2 separate regions of the Mus musculus genome follow, and region 1 is linked to region 2. Evidence: chromatin loops called from intact Hi-C (ENCODE). Cell type or tissue: heart. All regions are shown on one strand. Links, peaks and the distances in the headings refer to the core of each region. The heading gives the core; the rest is flanking DNA. Region 1 overlaps Ncmap (noncompact myelin associated protein). Region 2 holds the start of Nipal3 (NIPA-like domain containing 3).

What was found. A loop is a pair of places that touch in the nucleus more often than their neighbours do. Peaks named below come from ENCODE experiments on the same cell type or tissue, not always from the same donor. Only the 100,000 strongest peaks of a DNase experiment are listed, where the experiment ranks them.
Region 1: a loop joins it to region 2, with 2.8 times the contacts of the local background. A loop is called at or near these places in 11 of 42 quality-filtered maps.

Annotation. Positions count from the first base shown.
Region 1 is chr4:135,376,676-135,391,829 of GRCm38, forward strand. It overlaps Ncmap (noncompact myelin associated protein), which reads right to left. Exons shown (of 5, transcript NM_145555.2): 2 at 3,977-4,163; 3 at 316-398. The coding sequence starts at 391. Among named protein-coding and RNA genes, the nearest start is that of Ncmap, 14 kb to the right of the region's middle. In heart, for the core only: a CTCF peak has its summit at 5,855 (motif pointing right); no DNase peak of the experiment used is centred there; H3K4me3 peaks cover 235 bases; H3K27ac peaks cover 772 bases; H3K27me3 peaks cover 1,286 bases.
Region 2 is chr4:135,491,111-135,505,307 of GRCm38, forward strand. Nipal3 (NIPA-like domain containing 3) reads right to left here and starts at 3,468. Exons shown (of 12, transcript NM_028995.4): 1 at 3,320-3,468; 2 at 1-172. Stpg1 (sperm tail PG rich repeat containing 1) reads left to right here and starts at 4,877. Exons shown (of 9, transcript NM_030189.3): 1 at 4,877-5,036. In heart, for the core only: CTCF peaks have their summits at 2,860 and 3,643 (motif pointing left); DNase peaks (open chromatin) are centred at 2,981, 3,491, 4,851 and 7,231; H3K4me3 peaks cover 3,043 bases; H3K27ac peaks cover 2,263 bases; H3K27me3 peaks cover 436 bases.

The DNA of each region.
Region 1 (15,154 bases), core at 2,493-10,492, 110 kb before region 2:
TCTTGAGAGATTCGAACTCCCATCCCTCCCTGGACTCCAGGACTTGCTGGAGACAAAGAGGAGCAGCAGCTCATTGTGCCACGGCGCTTGGGGTGGTTAATGTGCTGTGCGTATCTACAGGAACCAGGCCCTTCCTCCTGGGGCTCATTTACACTCTCACAACAACCTCTTGCAGGGTCTTCATTAGGATGCTCTGTCTCACAGGTGAGGGAACTGAGGCCCAGGACAAAGCAGCCATGTAGGGTTGGCAAGTGATGGGACCAGGAAGCTGACCCCAGAACTGGCCCTGGCCACCTTCCCCCAAGTCCACCTTACTCTTATACAGGGCGTCCTCTCCCCTGGTCATGTTCAGCGAGAAGACGGCGTCCCCCAAAGTGGTGGCTGTGGTCATCTCGCCCCTGCTGAAAACAAAGGAGAACTTTTGCTTACAACTTGGATTAGGCTCTCGGTCTTAGCACCACCTTCCTTGAGATTCCTGCGCCATGAGAGGGAAGAGGCGGAAGAAGAGAATGCGCAGGCTGAAGCGCAAGAGAAAAGAGATGAGGATGAGGGCCAAGCAAACCAGCCTGTGCCCCCACGACGCCTGCGGGAGCAGAAGTGAGGGATGCTCAAGGCCGGGACACCGGAACAAGCTGTCGGACTGTGTGCTGCTGTCGGTAGTAAGTCTCAGGAGACCTGCAACGTCACCTCGTCACAATCACCTGGGAAAATGACTGCCTTTCCTAGGACCAAAACAGTCCCGCTGGCCCTCTGCCCTGGACCTTTGGCACTCTGGACTAGTTCTGGTCTCTCTTGTGGCCAAGTGTAACTCATGCACAATCAATCCTCTTGCTGTCAGCTGAAGAATCAAAAAGCAAAGAAACAAACAAACAAAACCAAAAAACCTTGGATTAGTCTTACCATGCCCGTACAAAGCCTCTTTCCCTCATTTCCTGGATGATCCTAGAACTCTCAAACACACAGTTTCTTTGGACAGCAAGTAAAGATGAGGCCTGTTCCTAAAAGCAGTACCCCAGAAGTGTAAGGAACGTCCCTCCCTCCCTTCTCCCTTCCCTTCCTCCCACCTCTTCTGACAGGGTCTCACATAGCCTAGGCAGCCTGATGGTGACCTTGAACTCCACCTCCCCAGGTGGCTGGGATCACAGATGTGCGCCGCCACCTTGCTTGGCAAGGAACTCGGAACTTGGTTTTTCTTTTTGAAATATTTTTTATTTATTTAGACTTACTTTATTTTTTGGGTATGAGTCCTTTCACTTGTCTGTCTGTCTGTCTGTCTGTCTGGTGCAGGTGGCAGTCAGAAGCAGGCATAAGACCTTTTGGGACTGAATTTACAGATGGCTGTGTGCTGCCCTGTAGAGTCTGGGAATAGAACCCAGGTCTTCAGGGAGAGCAGCCAGTGTTCTTAACCACTCAGCCATCTCTCCAGCCTAGAAACTTGTGGGGTTTTTTTTTTTCAAAGCAGTGTGAATTCATTACACTTCTCCTAGGTCACTAGTAGGAAGACAAACTCAACCCAGTAAGGTCAGGGTGGGTTGGGAGGTGCATAGTTAGATGTCTCGCCACCAGGAGGGAATGCCAGGATTGACCGAGCATGCCTCGGAAGCAGGCTGGTGCTCTAAATTGGTTGTTCTGAACTACAGGGGTCAGGAAAAGACGGGAAATAAGCAAAATTTCACTTCACTATTTTAGAGTCTGAGGATCTAGCTCAGTAGTAGAGCAAGTGTCTGGTATGTGAAGCCCTGGGTTTTATCCCTCTATATCTCTATCTATAGATCTACAGATCTAGATCTAGATAGACAGACATAGATATTTAGATACATAGATATATAGACGTAGATAGATAGATAGAGAGAGAGATAGATAGAGAGATAGAGATAGACAGAGATAGAGATAGAGACAGAGACAGAGATAGCTATACAGATAGACATGTGCCAGCTCCGCTGGATTGCTGAGACAAGGAACCCGCCTTTTCCTCTTGTTTCTGTTCTGGCTGCCTCAGGTTTCAGCCCCCTACTCTCTAGACCAGCGGCTCTCAACTTTCCTCATGCTGTGACCCTTTAATACAGTTCCTCATGTTGTGGTGACCCCCAATCGTAAAATTATTTTCGTTGCTACTTCATAACTGCAACTTGGTTACTGTTAGGAATCGTGACGTAAACATCTGATATGCAGGATACCTGACAGGCGACGCCTGTGAAAGGAGTCGGGACCTACAGGTCAAGAACCTTGCTCTAGAGTAAGGCCCCCAAGCCCTTCCGCCAACATTCTCCCAGCTACAATGGAAACAGGGACAGGCATCTGCCTGAGACATGAGGGAGGCCATCTTCACTCACTTGGAGGCTCTGTCAACTACTACCATAAGACGGATCTTGGTGGCCTGGCCCTGTTCATCTATAGGCCAGGCTCTCCCTTCAGTTTCTCTGCCCCACTGCGAGTTCAGGGTCCTAACTCCCACCCTGGTTCTTGTGATTTTTCAGGGCCTCCATGGCTCAGCTCCTCCTCCAGGAAACGTACAGGGCTCTACAGACCTCCCCTGTCTTCTGTCCCGGGCTCTGGTCACCTGATTGCCTTAGACAAGCTGGGGTGGGCCACATACTCCCCAGCAGGAAGAACACAGCCTCAAGCCACCACCCTTCCCTGAAGACTCCCACCCAGACAGCGTTAGCAAGGTTGTTCTCTCTTGTCCCACAGCCTCTGTGAGTCAGAAAGCACAGCTAGTGTCCCTGCCTTGTCTTTGCACACTCCCTGTCGCCCCCTGAAGATATAGCCTCGTCTGGTTCTTCTTTAGCTCTGTCTACCAGGTACAGCCTCATCTCCCTGTTGCCAGTGGGAGGACGGCAGCAAGGGACAGAACCCCTCCCAGCTTCTGCTTGTCTGAAAATGAAAGGCCTGGCCCTAAGGGAGCTGAGACTAGGACTAAGCTGTGAGCACTACTTTTTGTTTTTTGAGATGGCACTTCATGTATTCCAGGTCGGCTTCGAATCCACTATATAGCTAATGATGAGCCTGAACTGACCCTCTGGCCGCCACGTCTCCAGCGCTGCTGGGATTATAGGTGTGTGCACTGAGCCTAGGGCTTCACGCTTGCTAGGCAAGCACTCTGCCCACTGAGCAACATCTCAAGCCTGGAATGTGTTGCTATTAGGAGTTCAGTGAGCCTGGGCATAGTGAGAATTCCTGTAATCCCAGCGCCGCAGAGATGCAGGCAGGACGGTCAGGATTTCAAGGTTATCCTCAGCTCCAAACGGAGTTGAAGCTAGCCCAGGATAAGTGAGATACTCTCTCTAAAGAAATAAACAAATACATAGGCTAAAGATGAGAAATCAGGATGGCGGGCTCCCTGCTCGGCTCTTGAAGACGGACCCCTGCCTTTGACGCCACAGTGAGGCAGACGTGCTAATAAGGCGCATTTGCCCAAACCTTCTGTGTAACCCCAGTACAAGTACCTGCTCCCAGTACAAGATGCCACAGAAAACAGGGTTTCCTTTCCCATGGCTTCCCATCGGGACCTGAGGCTCAGAGCTACAAAGCTCACTCTTGTGCTCAGTTAGTCTGCAAACTGAAGAGCAGCCCCCTGGAATGCCCGTGTTCTGCCACCCCTCTGCCCTGAGATGCACCTGGTGGGAGCAGTGACCAGTCATTGCAGTAACACTCAGATGCACACATACACACACACATGCATACACATGCCCACTCCCACCCACTCCCTGATTCACACAAACATACACACATGTGTACTCATGCACACATATAAACACATAGCCAAACATACATACACCCTCATACCCACTCCCACTCATTCCCCTATAAATATACACACATGTACATATGCACATATAAACACATATACACACATACATATGCCCTCATACCCCCTCGCATCGTTACAGATTCATTCAAGCATACATATATGTATACACATAGATACACACATGTATAAACACACACACACACACACACACACACACACACTGACCAGTGAGTAGTCTCCCAAGGACACAGGACACAGGATCCTCCTCAGGTCCGTCCGGGTTCACCTCCTGGGTGCTGGGTTCAGGTGCCGGTGGCGGCCAGTCACTCCTCCTTCAAGAAGAACAGTGAGCAACCCCAGAGCCGATCTTGCCTCATGCCGGCAGCGACAGCTCTCAATGGCATCTCTGTTCCTGCCACATCAGAGAAGGTGGGAGGAGGGCGGTGAACACTGATGGCTACGGGTGTGGATGCTTTCATGTGTGGGGGCCCCAGCAACCGTAGCTAACCAAGCCAGACCCAAGACAGGGGACTGTGCATGCCCATGGCCGTGGGACGTCGGGATACTCGGGACGGCAAGGCTGGCCTTTCCAGACCACAGCTAATTTCACAACTACGGTAATGAGCATGGCTCTTGGCCTCCCCAGGCAGGATCCTATTCCACCCTCATCCTCATTCTGGAGGGGAGGGTGCAGCCACGGCACCCACTGCACAGAGGAGGCATCCGAGGTGCAGAGTAGACAGGAGCCCCACCTAATGTAGCTGTTAGCCAAAGCTATACCAGGCCATAGGCTGAGTTCTGGGACGCCCAGCCAGTCACTGTGAATCCCCTCCCCCTCCCTTAGACTGCTTCCCAGAGAACACACACAGAAGAGATGGCCTTCGTGAGTATTGAGATGGACAGAAACCCAAGATGGCTAAGGATGGTTCCACTCACAGAGCCAGAATGCTTACTCCAGCTTTGATCCCAGCTCCTACCGTGCCGGCTCTTGAACACACTCTGACATACTTCAGCCTAACTTTACTCAAGCTAGCGTCTCCGTCTCCACAAGAGCCGGTTGTTCCCTCTGCTGGTTAACTGGTCCTGTGTGGGGGCTGGGCTGGGAAGTGGCGGAGGTCATGACCCTTTACATACTGACTCATCCTCCCTTTGACTCCCCCTGGGGTCAAGTGTAAGAACTGTTATCAGGAGGATAAATGCTGTCCCCCTCCAACACCTCAATACATCTCCGCCCTAGCCCTCCCTGTGCTTCCAAGCTTCTCCCTGGAGAAGACAAGAAAACCAAATCCCCAGCAGACAAACTCACAAATATCCACCCGCAACCCAGAGTTTCAGTAAAGCGATTCGGCTTCCATGAGTGCGACAGAGCCCGGTAGGTAACACTCTTGCCTAACACACAAGAAGCAGCCTCAGGCCGGGCGTGGTGGCACACGTCTTTAATCCCAGCACTTGGGAGGCAGAGGCAGGCGGATTTCTGAGTTCGAGGCCAGCCTGGTCTACAAAGTGAGTTCCAAGACAGCCAGGGCTACACAGAGAAACCCTGTATCAAAAAACCAAATAAATAAATAAATAAATAAAAGAAGCAGCCTCAGGCTCAGTCCTCAGCACTGTATCAATGGTGTCACACCTGAAACATGGAAGGGTCAGAAATTCAAGGTCATCATTGGCTACACATTAAGTATGAGTTCAGCCTGGGCTACATGAAACCCTTACCTCAGCAATTAAAAAAAAAAAAATTAAAACGTGAAATCGGGGCATTTGCTGCCAAACCTGATGATCCAAGTTTAACCCCCACATGATTTATGAAGAGGGGGGACTTGTACAAGTTGTCCTTTAAGCTCTACCCATGCATCATCAAACATACACAAAATAAATAAATAATTAAGAAGCTTAAATGAGATTAAAGAAAAGTTCCGACTTTCCGAAATACTGGCGCTTTTTGGAGCTACAGACAATGACGATCACTTTGTCATCACCCCACCCCCAATCTCGCTGCTGGCCCTATTCCCTTTTACCATCTTTTCCACAAACCAAACCTGTGAAACCTCATGGATTCCCTACTGCGGATAGCAGCGTGGCAATTCTACCTCTGTCCAGCAGGTGGCGGTAGCAGTTAGCGGTAGGTCGGTAACTAGCCTGCGGAACCCAAGCGTCTAAGGATTTCTTCCTACCCTGGAAAAGAGCAATTCTGTGGTCTCTGAAAACGTTCTTCTTGGTTAAATATCTTCCATTTCAGCAATCCTTAAAGTGGGCTATCGGGAGCCTGAAATATTTATAATGGCTTTTATTTTCTTTTCAGAAACACAGACTTGGGAAGCTGTGGCTGTCTTGGAACTTTTTACATAGAGCAGACTGGCTTCAAATTCCCAGTCATCCAAGAGCTGTGCCCTCATGCTAGGCTCAAAAATTTTTTTTTTTTGGTCCACGATCCCTGCCTGAATTCTGTCATTACAACCCAGGCCTCCTTACCTTACCTGTCTTTCACAGTTCCTGTTTGGACCTGTTCCAGTAGAGCTTTTCCACTGGTCTTGTGGGAATTAGATTAGATGGGAACTGTAGCTGGGTGTGATGGCACACACCCAGGAACCCCACCACTGGGGAGGATCGTGAGTTGGAGGCCAGCCTGGAGCTAGAAGGCTATGTCTAACAACAACAACAACAACCACCTAAGCCGCAGTGTCTGGGGTATAGCTCACTGGTACAATGCGTCCCTGGCCTGCCCTAGGGTCATGCCCTGGGTGTAGTGGTAAACCTAGCACTCTCCGACACAGAGCTATAGGCAGGAGAATCGGGAGACAAGGGCACGTACCTGGGGTGAGATGTCTGTCTGAAGGGAGTAGGGAGAGAGGATTCTACCAGCCACGGACACTCCCCACTCTCTGGACAGACAGACAGGTGACTGATCGGCTGCTGGGGTTAGGTAGATGAGCTACAGCGGAATCTAAGCTCCCCGCCGAGGCCAAGGGAGAGATCTTCACTTCTACTTCAACACCGGCCCCCCCAGTGCTTCCTCATCTGCCACATCCTCCATGAGAACCCCAGGAGGCAGCTGCTCCTGTGTCCACAGCCTTCTCCTTTACAATCAGGGAAACTGAGGACCAAGAGAGCCTCGGGATGCATGTAGAGAGGAAGCGTGGAGCAGGGTACAGCAACAGCAAAGAGAGGCATAAAATAACTCGCCCTTGACCCACAGTAACAACCAGGCCTGTCGAGAACCCCCACCCCGTTTCTCTTTTAGTGCCCTGCTGCCGTGGCAGTATTGCTCCCATGAAGCGAGAGAACTCGGAGTTACTGAGTCACTTACTGAAAGCAAGAGGCAGGAGAGATAACTCAGCAGGTAACAGTGCTCAGAGCACAAGCCTGACCCAAGAGAGAACCGACTCCCCAAAGTCATTCACTCTCCCTTCCCCCCACTTCTCTCGCTCATATGCACACACACATGCACCCACACCCCCATGTGCACACATTGCACACATCATATATACACATAATAGTAATGTTTTCCCCCACCCCACAGTCACATACAGGTGTGCATATGGAGGATAGAAGTTAACTTGGGTGTCATTCCTCAAGTGCGACCCACGGGTTTTATGAGACAGGATCATTTGCTGGCCTGAAGTTCATCACATACTGGCTTAGGTAGTGAGCCCCAGGGATCCTTCTGTCTCTGCCTCCCCAGCTCTGGAATGAAAGGCACTGCCTGCTTCCCAGCTTTTTATGTGGTTGCTGGGGCGTGTCAAACTCAGGTCCTCACGCTTGTGCGGCAAGCATGTCATTGACTGAGCCATCTCTCCAGCGGGCCTCCCCCATTGTTTTTAGATGTATTGATCTTATTGTAGTGTGTGAGAGTTCTGACTGTGTTTATCCACCACATGCTACCTGGTGCCCAGGTCAGAAGAAGGTGTCAGAGTTCCTAGAATTGGAGTTATAGATGGTTGGGAGCCACCGTGTGGAGGTTGTAATTGAACCTGGGTCCTCTGAAGGAGTAACCAGAGAGCTCTTAACCACTAGCCATCTCTCCAGCCTGTTTTTGTCTGTCTTCAGAAATAAGGCCTGGGGCTGGTGATATGGCTCAGCGGGTAAGAGCACTGACTGCTCTTCCGAAGGTCCTGAGTTCAATTCCCAGCAACCACATGGTGGCTCACAATCACCCATAATGAGATCTGATGCCCTCTTATGGTGTGTCTGAAGTCAGCTACAGTGATCTTATGTATAATAATAATAAAGAAATCTTTTTTAAAAAAGAAAAAGAAAAGAAAAAGAAATAAGGCCTGTTAGAAATGGGAAAGCAGGGCTGGAGAGATGGCTCAGTGGTTAAGAGCACTGACTGCTCTTCCAGAGGTCTTGAGTTCAATTCCCAGCAACCACATGATGGCTCACAACCATTCGGAATGAGATCTGATGCACTCTCCTGGTGTGTTACAATCTACTCACATATAATAAATAAATACATCTTTTTTAAACAAAAAGGAGATCACTATAATAATTCCGGTTACTCTACACGGTGAACTGCTACAAGTTTGAAGTTTGAGTCCAGCCTGATCTTACTCTGTAACTCCACCCCTTACCTCAGTTTCCCAAGTGCTGGGGTCACAGAGCCGTGTATCGTGTGTGACATTGTCTGGATTTGGGTTCCTGCCTCTCCTTCTGCCATTCCTGAGGACGTGGCAGGCTCCAAGTGCTTACCATGTGTGACTTACAGAGAGAAAAGCTCGCTGGGGTGGGGGCTCTCAACCCGTGGGTCCTGACCCCGTTGGGGTAATGTCTCATATCAGATATCCTGCCTCTCAGATAGTTACATCACAATTCATAACCATAGCAAAATTACAGTTATGAAGTAGCGATGAAATAATCTCAGGGTTGGGGTCAGTACAACGCGAGGAACTCTATCAAAGGGTCGCATCGTAGGCAGATTGAGACTCACTGCTCTGCTCAATGGAGACACGGTGTCCCAGGAACCCAGTGCTCCAGTGTCTAGGCAGGCCACCCTTTCAGGGAGCCCATATCTCCTGATCTGTAGCCTCACACGGGAGCATGGCAGAGACCCTGATAGCTGGAATGTTGGCCTGAGAGGGAGGGAGGGGTCCTGGATTTAAATCTTACCTTTGTTGCTCATTGGCTGCGGGACTGTTCCAAAGTCACTTGTTCCGTCTAGTGTACAGCTTTCTGTCCCGTGGAATGGGACAGTCGGGACCCAGTGACCTTCCTCTCAGCTGCTCACTACCTTAAGACGTTGGGCTTCCTGAGTGGTTCAGGGTGTGGCCCCTCACCCTCCCCACGCTGGCTTGCCTAGCACAGTCTCTATTCCAGAGAGAGTACACCCCCTGTTTCCTGCCCAAGTCAGGACCTGGCAGGGCAGGGCTGCAGCGAGGACTGCAGACAGACCAATCCCAACTTCTGAAGCTGCCCGCGGTGAGCGCTGGACGGCTGCCAGTCACAATAGGCCTGAAGGTACAGAGGGGCATTTGTCCGGGGACCGGAGCCTCATGTAAACCTGTGCTCTTGCTTTGGCAAGCCACCTCCTTTTCTCCACAGCCTCTGGGGCTGCAGTAGCAGCTCCTGCTTGGCTGTGTGTTTGAGGGGAGGGGGGGATGGGCACGCCATTCGGATCCCTCTGTGGGGCTGGAAGCTTCGGGAAGAAAGTGGGTGGGAAGAGAGGCAGACCGTCATTTGTGCAGGGTCACACTGAGGGTCACAGAGAGGGTAGAAGGACTGCACAGTGGAAGACAGGAAATGCTCTGAACACAGCCAGGGGTGGTCAAGAGGGCCAGGGACTGGTTCTGGACTCCCTCACTGACTAGACAAGAGACTGTGGGCACAGAACTCCCTTCTCTTCTGGCCTTGGTTTGCTCTGCTGTAAAATGGGGTGACTGTCTCCACCTCAGGCTGAGAGGACTCTATCAAATAAAGTTATTAGTGAATACCCAGTGAGGTATAGTAACAATAACGGTTTGGACCCAGACGGGCTTGGATCTTCATGCTACCTGCTAAGCAATTCAACTGGCAGTGTTTACCTACAAGGCTGTAGCTTGATTCCCCATCACAGCATAGACTGGGCGAGGTGGTGCACACCTGTAATCCCAGCACCCAGAGGGTGAAGTAGAAGGGGCAGGAGTTCAAGGAGCTCAACAAAAGAGAGTATTAGTTCCTTGCTTGCTGCCGTGACAAAACTCTTGACAAAGTCAATGTAAGGAAGGGCTTATTTGGCTCACGGTTTGAGGAAGGGCTTATGACCCTCAACGGCTCATGGCCCTGTTGAGGGTACAACAGTCATGGAGGGGAGGGGCTGGTGCAAAGAGGTGGCTGGCTGGTCACACTGTGTCTGGAGTGAGGAAGGAGACCGGTCAGGAGTCGGTTGCATGGTGGTAGCTACTGGCACTCAGGTGACATCTTCCCTTGCTCTCCCAGGGTACCCAGTGGTGCTGGTAGAATTTCGGACGGATCTGCTCATTTTACTTATCCTAGTTTAGGGACGTCCTCATAGACAGGCCATGAAGCCTGCTTCTTGTGGGATTCTGTCGAGTCAATATTTCTCACCATACCTCTAAGGACTTTTTATTTTTTAACATGGGGGTCACATTTTCTTCCACCTTAAAAAGTGCTGCCCAGTTTCTTTTTTCCTTGTTGAGACAGTCTTATGTCATAGGCCAGGTGAGCCTGAAATTCATGATCCTCTGACCCCAGCCTCCTATATTCTGAGATTCCAAGGGGGAGAGCCCACAACTGTCCATTCCCCAACCATGATTTGATTTGATTTTACTTTATTTGTTTGTTTGGTTTGGGAGACAGGGTTTTTCTTTGTAGCCCTGGCTGTCCTGGAACTTACTCTGTAGACCAGGCTGGCTTTGAACTCAGAGATCTGCAACCCTGAGTACTGGGACTAAAGGCGTGTGCCACCACCGGCCCGGCTTCCCTATCTTTGACTTTAAAATAAGCTATAATCTCATTGGAGGGCCTTCAAAATATTGTGGGGCTCCCTACAGTACCTGGTGACTCTCACATGGGTTCAGCATTCTCTAGGTGCCTGTCTGTCTGGGCATCCTGTCCCAGCCTGTCCCGTATCTGCCGGACCCCGTGTCTTCACCTCTGAGGATCCTCTCCAGACCTCAGAGTCCTGGGACCTGATGCCTCACTCTCTGCAGAGCTGAGCTCAGGGCCTTGGTTTGTGAAAAATGTCCTCTTGTGAAAATGTCCTCTTGTGAAAATGTCCTCTTGTGAAAATGTCCTCTTGGTTTGTGAAAAATATCTACGTGGCACATATTCTGGTCCCAGAGGCTGAGTATATGCTGTGTCTAGAGGCTGATAGGATCCCAAGAATTTCAGTTGTGGGCAGGCCATCCTGCTGTGGCCAGGGCCTCCATGTGTTTTAGCTGGAGTGGCCATGGTGAACACTCCTAATGGCTCTGTGCCTGAGGCCTCACACTCTCATCTGTCTGAAGCCCCATCGCATCCCCTTTACCTCACACCCAAGGACCCTTAGATTCCAAGAACCTAACTCATCACAGTTGCAAGTATCAGAGGGAGACCCAGGCACCTTGTGCTTCCCAGAGCCCCCACTGTCTCCCTCAGCAGGCTGTAGGGACTATGGAAGATACTCTGAGGTGTGCAGAGACCAGACAAATGTATTGGGCACAGAAGAGGCTGGGTAGACGCCCTGGATGTGTCAGGGTACTGAGCAGGGAAGGTACCCTGTCACTGTACGTTTCTGGGAACTGTGTGTCCCCAGCTGGCTCCGAGTGTCAGAGAACCCTGGCCAGGAGGGGCTGTTGCTAAACAGGCTAGCAGGGACTTCATTTCCTTACCAAGAAGTCCAGAGTCGCATGTTTACCACAGAGCAGAGCGCTACAGAACTATGACACTCTGTCCATTCGGGTGCCTTTAAGTAGCTATGAGGGAGAAGCTCAGAGTCTTAGAGGAGAGGGGTGAAGGCAGAAGGCCCTGGGTCCAAAGCTTATGTTGGGGGCTTATCGGCACCATTTACTCTACAGAGATTGGTAAGGCAGAGAGAGGAAGAGAGATCTGGCTGGGCTCAACTGTGGGAATGCAGACTGGGTGGGGGGACAAAGGACATTCAGGAAGGGGAAGAGGGTTGCCTGGCCTGGGATTCTGGACTATACAAAAGGAGAGGGGAACTGTCATGCTCTGCTTCCTGACTCTGGATGCAGTGTGACCAGCCGCTTCCACATCCTACCACCATGCCTCCCACGCAGTGATGGACTGTGTGCCCTTGAACCGGGAGTCAAAATAAACCCTTTTTCCCTAAAGTTTGTTTGTTTGTTTGTTTAAATAGACTTATTTATGTATGTGAGTATACTGTCCTACGTTCAGACACACCAGAAGAGGGCATCTGATTCCATTACAGATGGTTGTGAGCCACTATGTGGTTGCTGGGAATTGAACTCAGGACCTCTGGGAGAGCAGTCAGTGGTTACTGAGCCATCTCCCCAGTACCCCACAAAGTTGCTTTTTTATCGGGGTGCTTTATCATAGCAGCAGGACAGTAGCTGAGACAGCGTGGGTTTGCTGTTAGGATAAAATGAAATATGTATAAAAGCCCTCAGCTGGCACAAAGCCGCACTGGACAGATTCGCTTCCTTACCGAACCTGCTGGATGGTCTCCACGCTCGCCCAGCTTGCAGTCCAATCAAGACAAAATCAGAGCTGGGGTGGGGGAGGAGAGAGGGTAAGGGGGAGGTGGGGGGGTGCGTGGTGCTTAGTCAGTCAAGCACTTGCCCCAAAAGCATGAGGACCCAAGGAAAAAGGCTGGGTGTGGAGGGGTCTATCTGCCTGCCTGTCTGTGTATAATCTCAGGGGTGGGGGGTTGGGGAGTAGAGGGAGGTAGATCCGTATGTAGATCCTGTATAGAGCACCGAGTGCTGTGACACACATGGGGGAGTTGTCTAACAAGGAGGAGTCCCTGAGTTCAGGTGACAGCCAGGTAGAGGAGTGTAGAAACTCACAGGCTTCAGACCCTGAGCATCTCTTTTGCCTGGACTCTGATCAAAACCCAGAGGGCACCCGGAGAGCAGAGGCAGGTGGATCTCTGTGAGTTCCAGTACAGCCAGAGCTACATAGACCCTGTCTCAAAGTCAAAATCCAAACAAAACAAAACAAAACAAAAAACATAAAAGAACACTGGAGACCGGGCGGTAGTGGTGCACGCCTTTAATCCCAGCACTTGGGCAGCAGAGGCAGATGGATCTCTGAGTTCGAGGCCAGCCTGGTCTACAGAGTGAGTTCCAGTACAGCCAGGGCTACACAGAGAAACCCTGTCTCGAAAAAAGAAAGAAAAAAAAAAAGAAAAATCAAACCAAACCAAAACCAAGCAAACGACAACAAAACAGGACGCTGGAGCTGGGTCTGGTGTTATATGATCCTAACCCCAGCATTCATGACTTGGAGACAGGAGGAGCAGAAGTTCAAAGCCAGTCTCAGCTATATTGTGAATCTGAGACCCTGTCTCAAAAAAATCAGGCTCCCAGGGCTGGCAAAATGGCCTCGTGGGTAAGGACACTTGCCTGTAAGCCTTAGCAGTTCCCCACATGTGTGCCATGATGTACGGACCCCTCCAAAATAAATAGCTGTAATAAAACATTAAAATCAAAACAGCACCCAAAAGATCTCAGTGGGTAGTCACAATGCAACAGTCACACCGAAGGCACTAAACGAAATGGGTCACATAACAAAGCCGAAAGTCATGAATCTGGGAAAGGGACAGACAGGGAGGAGGGCGGGGTTGGGGAGGGAAGGGATGGTGGAGACCGGTGTGTGTGTGTGGGGGGGTGAGATGGGGAAAGGAGAGGCAGCTAAATGTATCATAAATAAGTGTTAAACTGTCAAGGAACTAACTTAATCAAACAAAGGAGACCGGAATTCTGTACTGGGAAGACGGCCCAGCCAGTGAGGTGCTCGCCTGAGTTCACACCCTAGAACCTGGGTAAAAGCCATGCGTGGTGTTGGGGAGATGGACAGAGAGGAATCTCTGAACCTCACTTGACTGCAGGCTTAGCCTAATGGATGAGCTCTGGGGCAATGAAGAGTGGTGTGTGCCTGTAATCTTACCACCCAGGAGGCAGAGATCGGAGGGTCACAAGCTCAAGGTCACCCACTGCTACAGGGCCAGGCTTGGCTACCTGAGACCTCCTCTCAAACAACCCAAACCAAACCAATAAACAGAAATAACAACAACAGCAAATGGGTTGGAGCAAGAACAACAACAGCTAGGGAGCAGCTATCGAGCAGGCTGGAGCTAGAAGAAAAGCATAAGGTCCTGAGTTCAATTCCCCAGCAACCACATGGTGGCTCACAACCATCTGTAATGGGATCTGATGCCCTCTTCTGGTGTGTCTGAAGACAGCGACAGTGTACTCACATACATAAAGTAAATAAATAAATAAATCTTTAAAAAAATAACAACAACAACAACAAAAAAAAACAGAGCAAAGCAAGGGCTTTGGTGACCCTGGCGACCTTGGCAGGCAGGGTTAGCACTGGCACAGCTGAGCTTCTGTCTCCCTGGACGGAGCCCAGCCATAGCTTTCCCTTGGCTTAACAGTTCCTGTGGCTGTCTTAGGCTGCCAGGCTTCCAGGTGGGCCCATTCTCAATGGTCATGGAATACCCCGACATGCCAATAGTTAGGCGAAGCCCTGATCTCCAGAGGAATTCAAGGTTGGCCAAGGCTGGGTTGTGAGACCCTGTCTCAACCAAAACCAAAACAAAACAAAACAAAGATCAGTGCAGATACCTCAATTGGCAGAGTGCCTGCCTAGCACCGTTAAGTCAGGCGTGGTGGCACACCCATGTCTGTAACCCCAGCATCCTGGAGGCAGAGGCAGGAGGTTCAAGGCCCTGTCTCAAACAAAACTTAACAGCCTGCTTTCTAGAGTGCTGAGCACCCTCTACCCTGCTCTGTGCAGGGTCGCCATTGACAGTTTGTTTCTTTTCATAGTTAACTATTTCCTCTGAGTTGTCTCCCTCCGTGGCTCCACTTTCTGAGGCTTTGTTTATTTGCCTAGGAATGCTTTTATGGTGAGTTCATGTTTGGAGGGCAGTTTGGCTGGCGTTGGGACCACAGATTGAATGGTTCTTCTCTTTCCGTTCCAAGGACAGCACCACCTCTGCTTCCTTTATCAGAGTGACCGCTGGCTCCCTGCTCTTGTCCTGGTCTTTCACTTTTTATGTGAATACATTGTCGCTGTTGCTGTCTTCAGACAACCAGAAGAAGGCATCAGATCACTTTACAGATGGTTATGAGTCACCCTGTGGTTGCTGGGATTTGAACTCAGGACCTCTGGAAGAGCAGCTACTGCTCTAAACCTCTGAGCCATCTCTCCAGCCCTCACTTTTTTTTTTTTTTAATAAAAAGGTCTACGTTCTGTAGAGGCATGGAGACCAGAAGAGGA
Region 2 (14,197 bases), core at 341-8,340:
GCCATGTCTCCCGGTGTTCTCCTCCTTCCAGCAGCCGCCTCGCTCCCTTCCTCAGCCAAAGGAGTCCTCTGATCTCTTTTGGTTGATTTACATACAGCCTTCCCGGAGAAGGAAGCGGTGTCTCTCCTCCAAGCAGATGGGTGAGGGTGTGTCTTCTGACTCTGGCCAAGCTCTGGGTGGTGGAGACACACATAAAAAATGCATGGACATGAGACTCGGCTTCACTGCTCGAGAAAGCTCTTCCCACAAAGTACGACTGGCCACAGGAAAGGAGACCCTGACAGCATGATTACCAAGCTTCTGACCCCCTTAATAAACAGATCTTTCTAAAACTCTACTCTTGGCTCTTAGACATCCCATTCCCTCTTCTCCCCTTCCTCCCCCAACTCCCGCTCCCCCCCCCCCCCGATTTAAACTCCTATTTCACCCATCAGCTTGAGGACAAGATAATGGGCCACCGACATCTGCTTCTCCTTGTCTCTGAAATCAATGAATCAATAGATCCCACGGCCATCAGGTTGGCAGCACCTGCTTACAAGCCCAGCACTCAGGGGAGGCTGTCACAGGACCCCAGGATAGCCTGGGCTACATAATGAGATCTTGTCTTAGAGCAAACCAAACCAACAGTAACAATGATGAACAACCACACCAAACCAAATCACGGGTGTTTCAACTTAGGAAGGAAAGACTATGAGGAAAATCCTCCACGGGGCAGGGGCGCTGTACTGGGAGGTGGGGCCTGATGCCCGGGTCAGCTTGGCTCTGGGTGATTCAGCATCTCATCTGTAAATTGTGGCTTTGAGCTGAAGCAGGGATAAAGATCACCCTGTTAGCTTAACTGGACTGCTGTTTTCAGTGTTTCTCACACTTGTCTCCCAAACAGAGAAGAGAAAATCCAAGAGCTCACAGTGGAAACCCTAACACTGTATTAAAAGGTTCTATCCAGCCTTATGCTTTCAAATATATATATATATATTATACATATTATATATAATATATATTATATATATATATATATACACACACACACAGAATAACCCCACACAAAGCACCAAACAAAAATCATATGAATTTATATTCTATTCTATTGTGCAAACTGTTTACTATACTTCACGTTGTAGTTGTTAATGTGTTATCGTCACGTATGTGAGTGTCTGAGGGTCGTCGTGTGTTTGTGGAGGTGGTGGCAGTCAGTCCTCTCCTCCCGCAGTGGGTTCCAGGGATTGAACTCAGGCTTCCAGCCTTGCCTGACAGCTGTCTTCGCCTGCTGAGCCATCCCGATGGCCTCTTGACATGTTTTGGATTGCTTCTGATCTGACATGTGCTACCTTGTGTACCTCAGCCAGGTTACCCCCAGCTTTTAAGCCAGTTTCCTTAGCTGTAAAACGTGACTCATGTTTCTGTGCCACGGGCTGCGCGGAAATCCGATGGGATGTGGTGTGCTAAGGTGCACAGAAGACAGCTTGGTGGAGCCAGTTCCTTCCATCCTACATAGTGGTCCTGGGGATTGAACTCAACTCATTAAGCTTAACCGCAACTACCCTGACCCACTAAGCCATCTTGTGGGCCCACTCCCCAGTGTAACCCTATAGGGTTCATTCATACATCTATGCTCTTAGCTCCCAGGCATCTACCCAAGAAAGAGTTGAGGGCCTAGGTTTTAAAAACCTGCGCATCACATAGTTTCTAGTTCCCTCTACCTCCTGTTCCACACCTAGGAAAAGCAACAGCATGCACTGATGTCACAAGACAGACAGGCACAGACACCAAATGCCAGCTTAGTACAGGGCAGCCATGAAGACCTCTCTGCCCAGGTTGCACCTTGTCAAAGGGCCTAAAGTTAAGTTGTTGCTGCTGCTATCATTTGAGACAGTATTTCTGCAAGATGCCTCCCATATGTTTTTTGATATGTTAGATCCAATGCATATAGGATCAACTGGGAACCATAATTTTCTGGGAAGACTGGGAGGGCATAATTATAATTACTCTTGGATTAGACTGCATGTGTGTGAAAGCAACTCTGTGTTAAATGTCTGTATCTCTGTCCTGACATCGTTAATATGGGGGTGCTCGAGAGCTCCTTCTACCTGGGAGAGACCTAGGGCTGCTTCCAGCCTGGAGTTGAGGGGGCCCTGGATTGAAGGCACCTGTCAGGTCCTCTGCTGTTCCTGGAAACCTAGCTCAGAGCCTGGCAAGGTAACTTGCATAGATGCCCACTCGACCAAATGTAATGCCCATGATACACTGTGGTTTAAAAAAAGAATGCCTTACTCAGAACCCATGGCCACAAACAGATATACCCAGCCCCACCCACAGGATGTCAGAAAATGCAAACAGGCCTTGGGAACCAGCTAGGGAGGACAGCAGGTTGTCTCCCCCCACCGCACCCCTCTGTGTGTGTGTGTGTGTGTGTGTGTGTTGAGTCACTGGCTTTTAAACAGTAGCTTCAACTCCCCTCTCTACCCAGGGAACCCCCAGAGCTCTGAATACCCAAAGACAGAGGGAGGAAGATTCTCCTTGAACTGCCGTGTAGCATCACCCCAAAGCCTCCGTGGACTCTGTAAGTTGCATTCCCTTATAAGGCTCACACTTTGGCCTGGTGATGGTTTATTGTTGGTCCAAGGCTGACATATGTCCAAGAGGCACACAGCCAAGCCAGTGTTGACAATCACAGTCACAGTTTATGGTCACTGACCCAAGAGAATTCACAAAGTGCTTGCTTCCACTCGAATCCCCCGGCCTCATCTAAATGAATAACTCCGTTAACCCCACCGAGCAAGTCTTCCAGCGAGCATAACAGCCTCGCGGCCATGAAATTGGCTGTAACTAAAAACAAGGGTGTGTGTGTGTGTCCGCGCGCGCCCCCCCGCGTGCGTGCATGGAGGTCTTGTCACCACCTGACGATTCAGTTTGACCAAAGAACGTCGGTTTCATGCCAAGCTTTTCTTTCCCGGGGCTTTTGAGCACTGAGGGGTGACATTCTCGGAGAGACACACCTCTGTTTCAGTACCAAGCACAGAGCTCCCTCCATCCACCTGCCAGTCGCACCGGCTATTTCCTGCACGCTGGAGCCGGCAGTACTGGCCTTCCACTTCCTCATCTGGTAACGCCCAGCATCTCCTTCATTAAGGCAAACCCGTGCCCACCCTCCTTGAAAATATGGAAGAGACAAAAAAAAAAAAAAAAAAAAAAAATCGGAGGCAACAGAACCCAAACTGACAAGGCTGGCAACAACAAGGGAGACTATATTTATACTAGGGGATCAAAACAGCAAGCCTGATTTCAAGTACCCCTTCCCTCAGTCATGACCGTGACTCACCCGGGACGTTCCTTCTAGATCCACCTATCCCAGGTTCCGGAGAAGCGACTCGGACACTCCGTGCCACCCCTAGGTACAGCCTCTTGGATCCCTTCCCAGCTCCGAGTTTCCAAGGGGCTGCAGTGTTTTGCTTTCAAAGGTGGAGACTTGATTTGTTACACTGCCTGCCAGTCCCAAGCTGGCGAAGCCTCTGCGCAGGCGAGTGGTTGTCGGGAGGGGATGGGCGGGACATCCTGAAATAATTGGCTGCGTCGCCAAGCTCGCTTGAAGCGTAGGGGCGACCTGACACTCACCTGGAGGAGTCCCCTCTAGCGGCCAAAGGAAGAAGTCCGGGCTGCTTTGGTCCCCAAGTTATGGCTGCTCACCTCCACCTGCCGGACAAGTAGGCTGGGCTTAAGCAGCCCGCCTGGTGTCCCCCCGCAGTCTGCGCTAACTGCCACCGACCGTCCCGGGCGGCGCCCCTGCTGCTTCCATCAGGTAGCTCCAGTATCGAAACCCAGCAGAGCCCTGACACGTCTCGGGGACCGTGCGTACCCCTTCTTTCCTGCGCCTGCGTCCCACCTGTTGGCTGTATTGCGTCCTTAATTTCCCGGTACGCCTGCAGCTCAGCAGCCCCGGTAGGCTGTCAATCATCCTAGTAGTCCCGTCCCCCCCCCCGCACCCCTCCCCCGCCCGCTGCTGTTTCCCAGGGGTTCGGCTGTGAGCATGAACCTGCGCGTGGAGCTTCCAGCGCGCTCATTTTTCAGCACGCGCCGTTCAGTCCAGAGCCGCACAGCAACCTCTGGGGGAGATGTTGAGATCACACAGGTTTTACGAGGAAATGACATTGGGGAGACCTCAGCGATGGAAACGCGGTAGAACTGGGAGGGAGAGTTTAAGAGAGGATGGAGCTGCCATATTGTATTATGGGAGATGCCCAAAGACCAACTGGGTCGGTGCGAGATTTTTTTTTTTTTTCTTGAGGCGTGGGTGGCAGGAGATGTGATCTGAGGAACAAGCGGGAGACAGTTTCTAACAGGGGACTATCCCATAATTTTAAAGAAGACGCTGGTGGGTTTAAGCCGGGCTGTGGCTAGGCACTGTGGCTGCGGTGAAACGGGTAAGGGGCTCTTGGAATACTGCACGGTTGCCCTTGGGGAATTATGTCATCGACCTTTCTGCTCTCACACTCAGGGTGTGGATGGATGGGTAGGAACACTTGGGTTTATTCCTTCGATGAGTCACAAAAACAACAAACCAAACAAACCCAACAACCAAACAAAACCGAAACAATCAAACAAACAAACAAACAAGAAAAGGGAACTGAACCCCAGAAACAAAAACCCTAATAGTTAGTTCCCTGCCTAACAGGTTCTCCTTAGCATTGTCAATCCGAACCCCAAAATTCTGGTAGCTTTTTTTGTTGGTTTTTGAAACGTCTCCAACGATTGGTCAACAGCTTTTCACATTAAAGACACAGAGGACACCCCTGGCTAGTTAGCCAGTTGCCTGCCGCCGGACTCTGGAATGTTAGGCCAGTGGTTGCCATAGCGACCGGGCGGGAGGGATAGATTGACTAGTTAGGAACCAGTTCCTGTTAAGGGACCGGTCCTTGAGGTCTTGAGGAGGATTCCGCGCACTCCATGGGACACCCACGGAGACCTCCATACTCCGGGTGCGTGCGGAATCTCTGTGGCCAGTTGGGTGGTGCCTCGGATGCCAGAAGGTGCCACTTGGGGTACGAGTGGGTCAGCTTAAGCCCTCAGTGTACCAACGTGAAAAGAGCTCCCCCTTGGGCCCGGTGAATGGTTGGACATCTGATGCCCCTACTTCAGTCTTTGAGGGGGTCTCAGAACTGGGCGGTGGGTGAACCTCCAAGAGCCAGCTCTAACAGAACCCTTTTGGTACTCCCGCGTCTTCCTCAGCAAGTCTTTATTCTGGACTCCATTTTGGCCAAATGAAAGGGTGAGACTGGCTTCTCGAAGCCACTAACCAGTTGGTACAGTTCCATGTAGGCCTTGAACACACTCTCTCACCAAGCAAAATAGCTAATGGGTCAATCTCCTGGGGCTTTGAAAGGTCTTTTGAATCTCCTGTGCCTTCCACTATCCTTTAGTAGGGATGTTTCAAGTTGGAGGAAATCAGGCTAGACCGTGACCATCCGTCATGACCCATCAAGTGCAGGAGGCTCACCTGGCAAGCAGCATCCTGGGCAGAGCTAGGTTATATCTGTTCTCTACCAACTGTACCAGCATTCCATGGAAGACTGGAAAGCAAGATAGATACTTGTTTCCTTCTGGTGGTAGAATAATGTACTCTTTGACAGTTTTATACTTTCTTAAAATTTTCCAAAAATTTGATAATTTGCGTGAGAAGCATAATTTTAAAAATCTCTTGCAACTTTTAAAAAATAGATTATTTTAATTTTATGTACATTGGTGTTTTGACTGCATGTGTGTCTGTGTGAAGGTTGTCAGATTGCCCCTGGAACAGGAGTTATAGTTGTGAGCTGCCATGTTCATGAGAATTGAACTCTTAACCTCTCTCTGAGTCATCTCTCCAGCCCCGAATTTTTTTTCTTTAAAGACAAAGTCTCACTATGTAGTCCTGGCTAGCTTGGAAAGCTCTATTTAAACCAGGCTGGCCTTAGGCTCACAGAGATCCATCCACCTTTTCATGTTGGCATTAAAGGAGAAAACATCACTCCAAAATTTTTTGTTGTCATTTAAAAAAATTAATTTTCACTTTATGAATATGGATATTTTTCTCTGTCTGTCTGTTTCTGTAGCACACACAGGCCTGGTGCCTGTGGTGGCCAGGAAAGGGAGATTATCAGGTCTGTTTACACTGGAGCTATATAATGGCTTGGGGCCTCCATATGAATGCTTAGAATGGAACTCAGGCCCTCTGGAAAACCAGTCAGTGCCCTTCACCACTAGGCCATCTCTCCAGCCCTGTTGCTTTGTTTTGTGAGATAGGGGTCTGGACATATGATCCAAGCTGGCCTAGAACTCAGCGTGTAGATCGGGCTATCCTTGAACTTCTGATCCTCTCGCCTCTATTTCAAAGTGCTTGGATTACACGTCCCACTGCTGTTGCTGCCGAACAAACCAGGGCTTTGTCTTCATGAGACACCATTCCCAGCGTTCTCCAACAGCAGCGTCCTTAACGGGAGGGCTAAAAAATGGTCCTTACTAAAACAGCAAGGTCACACGGCAATGCGGTTAGTGAATACTGGCTGCTTTCAGAGACAGTAAAAGGCACTGTTCTCTGGTCAGTATTGATCGCTGTTTGGAAATATCTTAATGTTTTAAAGCCATAGTTTCCCGTGATCTTATTAAATGTTAAAATCTTAGATTATACAAATTGCCCTCGCGAAGAAGAATCCATCAAGGAACACACAGTGAAGAAGAAAGTTCTAGACGGACTTAAAATTGCTTACTCAATTCCCCCATTCACTAAGATTTAGAGACAGGGAGAGTTCCTTAGGGCGTATGGGTAAAATGAATCCAGAGTCAGCTCATGAAAAATTAACTGCTTTGGAGATGAAACTGTGTACATGCTATTGACAACTAAATGAAAAAAACAAACAGAAAAAAGAAAAAAGAAAAAACAGAATAATAGCCCCAGCCACATGGATTAGAAAACTCTTTAGATCTCAGACAAGCAGGTGGCCCAATAATGTAGTCCCTGAGAGAAGTTACCTCGATTAGGGAGGGAGCAATTTCCAGGCTGCCCTGCAGGCAGGAGGGCAGTGGAAACAAACTCTAGTCTTCTGAATTGAAGTGCATTAGCATTGCAGCTTGGATGGCCCCCAAGGCCTGTTTGTTGAAAACCTGGTCCCTGGCCTTTGATGGTATTGGGGGTTTGTGGAATCTTCAGGAGATAGGGCCCAGTGGAAGGAAGTTAGGTCACTGGGTGTGTGATGTTGGAGGAGCTATTGGGACCAGCCCTTTCCTGTTTTTCTTTGCTTCTCTGGATGCTGTGGAGAGGACCCCCCACCCCTACTTCCACTATGCTGTGTTCCCGAAGTCCGCGCTGATGTAGGCCCTGAGCAGCGGGACCGATGAGGAGGGGCTGAAACCCTGGGAGCCGGGAGCCAATACAAGTCTTTAAGTATTTTGTTTAAGTGATGGGATGCTACCTGACATAAGGACATGGAGGTCAGAGTCCAGGGAAGGCAAAGAATGCAGAATTGTGATCTAAAATACCAGAGGAGACTGTGGCTTAGGGAAAAAGCTGGCAATCTGAAGAGATCGCTTTGGGTGTTGGCTGTGGAACCCCAGAGCCAAGGATACTTCATGTCCCCATAGGCCAGGATGGAGGGACACTGTGTTAGACAGGAGATAGGATGATTCCACAGAAGCAGTATGCCTAGTGACTGAGGGCGTGGCTCAGCTGGCAGACTGCTTGCCTAGCTTACATGTGTGTAGCCCTGAACTCGATTCCCTGCGCCACATCCAGGGGTATAAATGGTGATGTATGCACGCAATCCATCAGTCAGGAGGCGGTGGCAGGAGGATCAGAAGTTCCAGGTCATCATTAGCTCCATGGTGGGTTTGCCAGCCCAGGCTACAAGAGATACTGTTAAAAGAAAATCAAGTATCATGCCTTAGTAGTGACAATAAATGACTTCCAGAATAAAAACTGCTCTGAATCTTCCCAAGCCTGAACGCTTGAAGAAGTCAAACCTGCAAGTTACCAAAAACAAGCCAGGGGAAAAGAATGCAAACGCACGTACCCAGCAGGAAGATCCAGGAAAATGGACCCCAACCAGGAGAGCAGTACCAGCAATGGCAGATATTACAGAACCAGCGGAAAAGCACTCCAGAAAAGCCGTTACAGACTGGAGAAGACTCCAGAAAAGCCGTTACAGACTGGAGAAGACTCCAGAAAAGCCATTACAGACTGGAGAAGACTCCAGAAAAGCCGTTACAGACTGGAGAAGACTCCAGAAAAGCCGTTACAGACTGGAGAAGACTCCAGAAAAGCTGTTACAGACTGGAGAAGACTCCAGAAAAGCTGTTACAGACTGGAGAAGACTCCAGAAAAGCTGTTACAGACTGGAGAAGACTGCCCCCAGGAAGGCAGAGGACAGCATAGTCACCGTGAGGCTGGACGGGGAAGGTCTTTTTAAAAACAGAAAGATAAGAGACGCTGCCTAAGGGTGCAGAGGTTGGTTAGCTTTCTCTGCTGATAAAAAGGGAAAATGTGGTAGACAAGTGGTGTTCCCAGGCATCTTGGGGAGTCCCAGAAGAGCCCCATATTATGTATGGAAGTCAGGGTCCCCTCTTGGGGTTCTCAGTTTCATTACTAAAAGAATTTAAGAAGGAACACTAACAGAAGCCCAAGGACAAAGAACCAAGTCAAACAAGTTGAGGGCGATTGAATTAGTTTGAAAGGAGAAGCCCTTTCAAAGGGCAGGTGAGCTGTACATGTCATGGCTGCTGGGGAGGAAGGACAAGGGTGGAGAGGAGAAGCTGGCACAGAGATCAGCTACTTGTTGAGGACAGGAGCTTTAGAAAAAGATCAAATTCAAAGCATTGGGGAATTTGTAAGCAGGGCTCTTGAGCTCTGGATAGCATCTGAAAGAAAAAAGAGGAAATAGTTATGGCTAGGTGGTCAGACCCAGCAGATCCCCATGGCAACCGCTGGGGAGTGCACTGGGGGAAGGGGTGGATATTACCTGGTAACCTCCCTTTCCCAGTGATGGCCCCTAGACAGATCCCAGACCTGTCCGCTTAATTAATCCTCAAGGGAGGAGACGAGGGCCTGTCTCCACTAAGGGGTAGAGTCCTCCTTCACAAAGGAGAGACCCAGATCCCACATCCCTGCTCTGAGGAGATGGAGACAGCAGGCCCCCTGGGACTCCCTGGTCAGCAGGTCAAATCAGTCAGCTCCAGGTTCATTGTGAGACCCTGTCTCAAAAATGAAAGGGAGAAAGGGAGGAAGACATCTGGTGTGGTGTTTCACACTCAGGCATCATATGTATACACATGAATACTCATGAATACATACACATGAATACATATACACATGAATACTCGCGGTCACAGGGTAGCATTTAGAAATGAAGGAAATGTAAGTGTAGGCGTATATTTTTCACAACCTACTTTAATAAGGGTCCATCCTTCCCTCGAGCCCACCACCCACCAGATGCAGTGGAAAGAGAGGTGATTAGGATGCAGGGGAAGCAGACATGTTTAGAGATAGTTTTGGGGGGCTTTTCCAATCTTCACTGTTCCCAGTGCAGTCCACTCAGCAGACACCACACACGAATCAGTAGTGGCAGCTGGATCTAAGAGAAATGGCCAGGTTCAATAATAGGCTGGAGTCCAGGGAAGTGGGCAAGAAACTGCAGGAACCACACAGGAAGGAAGCTCTTTGGAGAGTTTCTCTCAATGATGTCATCACAGGCGAAGTTCGACAACGCAGTGTAAGGCGAACCGATACGTGTGCATCGTCAGTGAAGATGGGTGAGTCAGAGCGCCCACTGTCTGTAGGGTCATTCTTATATTCCTTCTGGACATCATGCATCCTTTCATGGATCTGCTATAGCAAAAAATCCTTTCACCTGTGTCTGCTTCGGCAAAACATTCCTTCACCCTTCTGCCCCAGCAAAACACCATTATAGCCTAATTGAGTTTCCAAAGAAACCAGGACTTTCCGCTTTATATAGCAATTAAAACGAAAACAGTTGATGAGGTCCACAGGTGAGACTAGCTTGGTGAAGCTGAAGCTGGAACAATCTAGATGGTCTAATGGAGCACAGAGGTTAAACCAGGCCGAGCTTCAAAGACAGACAGACTCTCGGCAACCTTTAGGAAAACACAAGTGACCTAACACATGTATAACTGTCACCCTGGAAAAGGGGAGAGCAGAAAAAAAAAGGTCTGCGAAATGGTCTCAGAATCCAATGGAAAGCATAAGCCGTCAGGAAATGCATCGAATCCCAAATATTAAAAGTCCTGAAGAAGCCGGTAGTGGCGCACGCCTTTAATTCCGGCACTCGGGAGGCAGAGGCAGGCGGATTTCTGAGTTCGAAGCCAGCCTGGTCTACAGAGTGAGTTCCAGGACAGCCAGGGCTACACAGAGAAACCCTGTCTCAAAAATAGGAAAAAGGAGGAGGGGGAGGAGGAGGAGGAGGAGGGGGAGGGGGAGGAGGAGGAAGAGGAGGAGGAGGAGGAGGAGAAGGAGAAGATGAAAAGTCCTGAAGAAAACCATGCCAAGGCACCATCAAAATTAGATCAGTGAGAAAAAAAAAGAAAAAGTAGATCATTGAGGGAGCGGAGCTGCAGGCGGCAGAGCACTGGCAGTGGGGAGGGGACCTCTGGAGGAAATGCCTCTGTTCTGTTTGCCATCTCCCACTGTGATAAAGGTCTTGTCTGAAAGCTACTTAGGGAGGAAAGGGTTTACATTCTTACCGCAGTCATGAAAGGAAGTCAAAGCAGGAACCTATGTGCAAGTAGGTTCACCTTTCATCTCAGCACTCAGGAGACATAGGCAGAGGGGACTTTGAGGCTAGCCTGGACTACATAGTTTCGGGACAGCCAGGGCTATGTAGTTAGACCCTGCCTCAAACAAGACAAAAAAAAAAAAAAAAAAAAGTAGGTGGAAGCTGTTGTGATGCACTCTTTAAAACCCATGACTGGAGAAAGTGAGGCAAGTTCAAGGCTAGCCTGGGCTACATAGCTTATTGTCTTTAAAACAAAACAAGAAAACAAAAATTAGGTTTGTTAAAAACAACAACAAAAACAAAAGAAAAATAAAACCTCTGTGAGTTCAAGGCCAACCTAGTCTACATAAAAAGAGTTCTAGACCAGCTAGGACTACACAGCGATGCCCCTGTCTCAATAGCAAAACAGCTCCTCAAACAAGACAAGAAAAAGCACCGAGCTTGCAGAGGGAGGGAGGTAAGAATTACAGTGAACCTCTCTATAACTGTGGGGGCCAGGAGGTGGGGATGCAGCGTGGGGGCAGAGCTGGTGTCTAGCATGCTCCTAGTCCCAAGTTCAGACTTCAGAATCAAAACAACAGGGAACCACATTTAGGGCTGGGGTTATAGGTCACTGCATGGTCCTGGGTTTGAAGCCCAGTTTTTTGGTTTTTTTTTTGTTTTGTTTTGTTTTTTTTTTTGTTGTTGTTCTTTAAATGAGGGGCTGGAGAGATGGCTTAGTGGTTAAGAGCACCGACTGCTCTCCCGAAGGTCCTTAGTTCAAATCCCAGCAACCACATGGTGGCTCACAACCATCTGTAATGTGATCTGACGCTCTCTTTTGGTGCATCTGAAGACAGCTACAGTGTACTTAGATATAATGATAAATAAATCTTTAAAAAAATGAAAGAAAGAAAAAAAAACTATCTTTAAATATGAAGGAACAGTTGGTTCACACAAAAAAAGGCTAGGAAGGGGTATAGATATTAATAGTAATTAAAAGACAGCTGGAGGGGATATTAATAAGAACTATTAGCAAGAAATATTAATAAGACAGAACAGGAATCTTACCAGAGCTAGACAGAGGCATTTCAAAAGTACCTATAGATCACATGTGTGCAGGCATCCCTAACAGTGTGCATTACATGTGTGCATCACATGTGTGCATCCCTAACAGTGCTTCAACATACATGGAACACAGGGAGAGTTCTGGAAATAAAGAAGAGCCGCCAGTGGTGCTGCCCAGGGGCCGCCAGCACATCCCTCAGCACTGCGTGGGAAACCGGGGCATAGAAGGCGTGAACACCAACACTGAGCAGTCCATCAGGGTGGCAACTGTGCAAAACTGTAGCCAACCATATAGGAAAACTCAAAACCAACCACAGGAAGAAGTCTGGGAAATTCCCCCAACGGCTTGGAAATGAATTACCCGACTTCCACGTTTCAAAAAGAAGTCACAAGGGTTAATGGTGTAAACCGAGAGGAAAATAAAAACGAAACGCATCAAAATATACGAGGTGCCATTAAGACGGTACCTCTGGACAAATTTAAGGTTAAAATATTGGTTTTATTCTAAGTGGTAAGAGAAGTCCGAGTTTAGTGGCCCAGGCTTTCTCCTAAGAGTTAAAAATAGCATGTGGAACTCACAGAAAGAAAGGACATGGAAAAGCTGTTTGCTTTTGAAAAGGTGGTTGTTAGAGCCCTAGCAGGCCTGTCAACAAAAGTCTATAAAGTGTAAATTGTTAGTACAGGGAGTAAAGGAAGGCCAGCTCTGCAGATATTAAAAGGACAGTTTGGCCAGGTGTGGTGATGCACACGCTTAAACCCAGAGCTTGGGGCACAGGCCAGCTGCCCTGCATAGTAAAGCTACCTAGTGGGACCCTGCCCCCAAACAAGCCAGGGCAATAAGGAACGTTTTGAACAAAGTTATGCTAATGAACCTCATGGCGGTGAAACGGAGACGTTTCTTTGAAATGTGCTTGTTTTCCAGGAGAAGCTGACAGCATTAAGTCACGCAATGTATCGCCGAGAACCTTCCCTCAACATCAGACCTTGGCTTCATCTGAATGGAAAGAAGAAAGTATTTGAGTCCTAAGCAAACACTTTGAGGATAATGCCAATACTAGGAAGTAAAAAGAGAAGCAGGGTCGACAAGATGGCTCAGCAGGGAAAGGTGCTTGCTGCCAACCTGGTGACCTGAGTTCAATTCCAGGGAACCATACAGTGAAAGAAGAAAGTGAGTCCCCTCAAATTGCCTTTGGACCCCCAAATGTGCATGCCCAGACACACAAATGGAGAAATAGTGGAAAAAAAGAAATACATACTTTTAAACTCATTTTATGAAACAAAAAGCGAGGACATTTAAAAAAAATAGAAGAAAGCTACCGTTTGGTAGCCTTGTACATAGGTCTGGAAGTCTACATTGCAACCAAAGTAGCACTAATTACAGAAATTCTAGATTTAAAAAATATTTTAATTAGTGTAAATCAGTTAATATAACCGCAAAGAATACCGACAGGGGTCATGTGTACAAACAAAGATGAAGTGTTCCATAAAATTCAATATCTGGTACTACACAGGAAAAGAGTTGTAGGAAATTAGGATTAAAAATGAAAAATATCTTCTATTAAAAAAAAGAAAAGAGGGCTGGTGAGATGGCTCAGTGGGTAAGAGCACCCGACTGCTCTTCTGAAGGTCCGGAGTTCAAATCCCAGCAACCACATGATGACTCACAACCATCCGTAATGAGATCTGACTCCCTCTTCTGGAGTGTCTGAAGACAGCTACAGTGTACTTACATATAATAAATAAATGAATCTTTAAAAAATATTAAAAAAAAAAAGAAAGAAAAGGAAAACTTCCTAGAACCAAATGTGGTACACACCTTCATTCCCAGCACACAGGAGGTTGTGGCAGGAGGATCACAGGTTCTAGGCCAGCCTGGATTATTAATATATAAGGAGACCTTGTCTCCAAATTCAACTAACCTAACAACAACAACAACAACACCCTTGTAACTAGCATCAGACTTTATGCAGAAGGCCTGCGTATCCCTACTCAAGCTGGTATTAAGATAAATATCTGCTCTTGTCAGCTACCTTCAGGGTGTGCCCCGGGCATTGCAATGTTCCAAGGGAAGAAAGTAATGGCATACATTAGAAAGGGATGGAATAAGCCCGGTCTTTTATGGATGGATGGATGGTTATCTCTATTAGAATTCCTAATCTACAGTGAAGCTTTTAGAACTGAAAAAACAGGGCTAAGTTGGAGAACAGGATCAATATATAAAAATCACCAGAAATGGAGAATTGGAAACAGACGACTGGGGAAGCATTTCAGGGGCAGACGGCTTGCCTGGTATCATCCATGGCCCGGCTCCAGTCTCCAGCACCAATTCTCATGTCAAGACTTTTAAGAGAGTCCATTTTCGTGACATAGGAATATGAACCCCCTAGGGTTGCATT